Regions from separate parts of the Homo sapiens genome. Here region 1 is linked to region 2. Evidence: chromatin loops called from intact Hi-C (ENCODE). Cell type or tissue: Panc1. All regions are shown on one strand.

Region 1 (2,500 bases), 570 kb before region 2:
GCCTGTCTTCAAGCTCACTAATTCTTCTGCTTGATCAATACTGCAACTGAGGGAACATCATACATTCTTCAGTACATTAATTGAATTTTTCAGCTCCAGAATTTCTGCTTGATTTTTAAAAGATATTTCAATCTGTTTGTTAAATTTATCTGATACAATTCTGAATTCCTTCTCTGTGCTATCTTGAATTTCATTGAGCTTCCTCAAAACAGCTATTTTGAATTCTCTGTCTGAAAGGTCAGATATCTCTGTGACTCTGGGATTGGTCACTGTGTTCTCTTACTTTGTTTGATAAGGTCATGATGTTTGTGGATGTTCATTGATGTCTGGGCATTGAAGAGTTAGGTACTTACTGTGGTCTTCACAGTCTGGGCTTGTTTGTACCCATCCTTCTTGGGAATGCTTTCTAAGTATTCAAAGGGAATTGAGTGTTGTGATCTAAGCCTTCAGTCACTGCAGCCATATCTGCATTAGAGGGCACCCCAAACCCACTAACACTGTGAATCTTGAAGCCTTGTAGAGGTACTGCCTTGGTTGTCTTGGGTAAGATCCAGGAGAATTCCCGGGATTACCAGGCAGAGACTCTTGTTCTCTTCCCTTACATCTCCCCAACCCCCTGCCAAAATGGAGTCTGTCTCTCTCTCTGTGCTGAGCTGCCTGGACTTATGGGAAGAGTGACACAAGCCCCGCTGTGGCCACCATCACTGGGACTGTGCCAGGTCCAACCTGAAGCCGGCACAGTACTGAGTCTCACCCAAGGCCTTTGGTAACTATTGTCTGGCTACTGCTGATGTTTATTCAAGGCCCAAGGGCTCTTTAGTCAGCAGCTAGTAAATTCAGCCTGTGTCTTTCCCTTCAGGGCAACGAGTTCCTTTCTGGCCCAGAGTGAGTCTAGAAATGCTGTCCAGGAACTAGAGCCTAGAGTTGATACATTTAGAAATCTACTTGGTGTTTCATTTTACTGTAGCTTAGCAGGCACCCAAGTTGCAAGACAATATGCTTTTTACTCTTCCCTCTTTTTTCTTCAAGCAGAAGGAGTCTTTTCCATGACCACCACAGCTGGGAATGTACTGGGTCATACCTGAAGCCTGCACGGCACTGGGTCTCACCCAAGGCAGTGAGTACTGCCTGGCTACCACTGATGTTTATTCAAGGCCCATGGGCACTTTAGTCATCAGGTGATGAATCCTACTGGGTCCTTTCCTTCAAGAGAGTAGATTCCCTTCTGGCCCAGGATGTGTCTAAAATTGTCATCTGGGAGGCAGGGCCTAGCATGGGGACTCCAGGACTCTGCTTGGTACTTTATTTTACTGTAGCAGAGCTGGTATCCAAGTTGCAAGACAAAGCCCTCTTTACTGTCCTTTCTCCTTTCCTTAATTGGAAGGAGTCTCTGCCGAAGCTACGAGCTGCACTGTCTGGAGTTGGGGGAGGGGTGACACAACCACTCCCTTGGCTGCCCTAGCTGGTGTCTCACTAGGTCATGTACACCCCAAGTCCACTGGCTTTGAGCCCAGTACAGCACCAAGACTTGCCCAGGAACTACAGTCCTTATAGCCTAGATTTCCTTTCAAGTTTATTTAGAACCCCAGAGCACTTTAGCCCTCAGTGGTGGGCTAGCTGGAACTCAGGTACTGACTGCTGGGATGGAAAATTCCCCTCTGGCCAGGGCTGGTCTAAATGCTCCCTCTGTGGGCACCAGCTGAATTCTACCCCATGTTGCTTTCCACTGTGACAGGGCAACACTGCGTGACAATGCAAAATCCCACAGTCACTGTGCTCTCCCTGCCCCAAGCATCATATTCTGTCTCTGTACTGTGAGGCCACTGCTGGGGGATGGAGGAGGGGTGGTATACGCATTTCAAGACTGTCTTTCCTATTCTCAGTGCCTCTTTCCTTGATATGATATTAAAACCAGGTATTGTGATCAGTCACCTGATTTTTGGTTCTTATGAAGGTGCTTTCTTGTGTGGATAGTGGTTCAATGTGGTGTTCCTGTGAGGGGGATGATCACTGGAGGGTTCTGTTAGGCCATCTTGCTCTGCCTCTCTCAAAATTTCATTTTTTGAAATATTTTATTTTAAGTTCTGGGATACATGTGCAGGATGTGCAGGTTTGTTACATAGGTAAACATGTGCCATGGTTGTTTGGTGCACCTATCAACCCGTCACCTAGGTATTAAGCCCCACATGCATTAGCTATTTATCCTGATGCTCTCCTTCCCCTACCCCCAAAATTTCATTTTTTCAATGGGTGAATGATATTTCATTGTACATCTATACCTCATTTTGTTTACCCATTCATCTGTGAATGGATGCTTGAGTTGTTTCCACTTTTACTGATTATGTATACTGCTGCCATGAACACTGATGTGCAAGTATCTGGGCCCCTGCTTTCAATTTTTTTGGATATATACATAGAAGTGGGATTTCTGGGTCATATGTAGTTCTAGGTTTACCTTAAAAAATTAAACTATATTACTATTATTGATTATTATTATTAT
Region 2 (2,500 bases):
ATCTCAAGTACCCAGGGACACAAACACTGCGGAAGGCGGCAGGGTCCTCTGCCTAGGAAAACCAGAGACCTTTGTTCACTTGTTGATCTGCTGACCTTCCCTCCACTATTGTCCTATGACCCTGCCAAATCCCCCTCTGCGAGAAACACCCAAGAATGATCAATTAAAAAAAAAATAATATAATAATAATTCTTGTCCTCTTATTTTACACTCATAATGAGAAATCACAAGTTCTTTCTTGATGATCTGTGCTATAGATTTCTACTCTGTCTCCTCAACTCTGTTGATATTTGGGGAAAATTCTGTTTTTCATAGATTCTTTGAGATGCTGATGGACCAGCTTCAGCATGTTTGAGGTTGTCTGAAATGGAGATCACTGTAAAACTGTCTTTTTCTTTTAAATTACAAGTACACTGGGGTTAACTGTATTGCTGGAAAAACATCAAGAATGACAGTCTTATATTTAAGGCACCAGTCATTGTTTCCATTTTTTTTTTAATTCTTCCCTTGGATTAATATTTTCTACTGAAAAGAAATGAAATCTCAGTTCCACTATGATAAAAGAAACGAATCACCAGTGTCTGTCAGTGCCCCCACTGCTCCTCCTCATACCAGCATTGACACTGGTAGCTGAGGAAGGGGACTGCTCAATTTCTAATGTGATCTATTCAAGAAGCCACATATAAAAAGGCATTGAGGGCTCACTGTCCAGAGAATTGCTTTTGTAAATGCTCCACAACGTATGGGCAAAAGTTTAAGGACTACTGCCTGATGTACCAGGAATCCTGAGTTCTGTGAAAATCTGTTCATTCCAAATCTGTTAAGCATTTCCAAACATCCAGAGAATGGTTTCACTGTTGAGGGTGCATGTGGCAGAATCTGTCTCTCTCTGCACCTGTCTTCTGTTACCATCCCTGGACAGTGACAGATTTTAAGCCAGCCACCAGAATTCTTTTCGAGTTAACCATTTCTTAGTTTCTGTAAATTCATGACTTGTCTTACTGAACTACAGCCTGGTTTGTAGACTTCCAACATCTACACTGCTGCTCTTCACCATTGGAATTCACTGTGGTATTTATAGTATTGGCTTCAGTCCGAGCCACAGGCAATAAAAGGATATCAGCTGTAGTTCTCAGCTACATCATGGTGTATAGATGCTGTTATTCAGGCGAACTTGCTCATGGGTGGACTAACACCTGGTTTGGTACAGAGACTGAGAAGTTTTTCATTCTGGTGTCAAAGTTTTGTTACATTATGGGTGTGAAGGGCATTTGATATATTTTTCTTAACTATGGGGTTTATTTTTCTAAATGTGGGTTGATTGACTGTTAATTGATTCAGGGTACCCTTAAAAGAAAAGAAGTTTTCCCATTGTGAACCTTAAATGATCAGAGAAGTAAGTTCATTGATTAAATTCTCTGTTGGGAGAACAAAACTTTTCTCCCTTGACACTTTATTATCTTTGATTTTTCAAAGGGCCTTGATTGGTGGTTGTGTCTCGGTTAAAATTTATGGGACTTTGCTATGTAGTTGGCATTTATAAAATCTGAAGTATCATAAATAAAGTTATTTATTTAATTATACTACCAGTCTTTTTTACTGGTCTGATTCTTTTGTGCATTCATTAAAGCTGATTGTGTGAGAGTGAACTGGGACACAAGCTAGTCTAGCTCACTGCAGCCAAGCAAACCCTGTTGATGGCTGATGGGCCTTTCCATTAGGGTTTTGCTTATGTGAAGTAATGGAATTATGTTGGTTATTTTCTTTATGAAAATAAACCAGTTCTTCCAAGGAAGTTAAAAGGCTTGGTATGGATGTTGGTGTCAGATAGGTCTGACTAACCTCTCCGTGCTGCAGCCTATACTAAGGTGACCCAGGGCCACATGTAGACAGCTAGGCCAGTGCTTTTTCCTCTTAGGGTTTCTTTGCAGAAAGAAACCTCCAGCAAGGGAAGAGAGGTGTGTGTCCACAGGAAGGGGCTCCGTGGGGATCCCATGAAGGGATTTGAGCTCTTTCAGCTCCATGTCATTTAACTTTTTTGTTTAACCACCTTGGCTTTCTCTCCTTTTTTGCTGTCCTCCTTACGGACCAGTTACCAGATTCAGAGGCTAACAGTTAGTTACTTGTTAATGCTAGTCACAGCCAGGAGGTCAGAAGGAATTTTCTACTTCTGGATCCAAATGTTACCTCTTAGGGGAAGTTATGCCCCCTCAACTATTGTCTTATTATAATGAATCTTTCCTTTTTGGTCCTTTTAAGTAACCACTCAAAACTTTTCATTTCACTGAAAAAATATGAAAAACCATGACAATAGGGCTGGGTGCAGTGGCTCACGCCTGTAATCTTAGCACTTTGGGAGACCAAGGCAGGCGGATCGTTTGAGGCCAGGAGTTTGAGACCAGCCTGGGCAATGTAGCAAGACTCTGTCTCTGCAAAAAAAATTAAAAGATACCTGAGAGCTCACTTTAATATCAAGGTATTTGCATCCATTCCCACCCTG

Evidence for each region. Peaks named below come from ENCODE experiments on the same cell type or tissue, not always from the same donor. Only the 100,000 strongest peaks of a DNase experiment are listed, where the experiment ranks them.
Region 1: it touches region 2 in a loop (7-fold over the local background); 1 of 110 quality-filtered maps calls a loop at or near these places.

Annotation. Positions count from the first base shown.
Region 1 is chr17:29,958,372-29,960,871 of GRCh38, forward strand. All of the region lies in intron 3 of EFCAB5 (EF-hand calcium binding domain 5), which reads left to right. Among named protein-coding and RNA genes, the nearest start is that of EFCAB5, 18 kb to the left of the region's middle. In Panc1, no CTCF peak of the experiment used is centred here; a DNase peak (open chromatin) is centred at 1,156.
Region 2 is chr17:30,524,050-30,526,549 of GRCh38, forward strand. It overlaps GOSR1 (golgi SNAP receptor complex member 1), which reads left to right. Exons shown (of 9, transcript NM_001007025.2): 9 at 1-2,500. Among named protein-coding and RNA genes, the nearest start is that of GOSR1, 48 kb to the left of the region's middle. In Panc1, no CTCF peak of the experiment used is centred here; no DNase peak of the experiment used is centred here.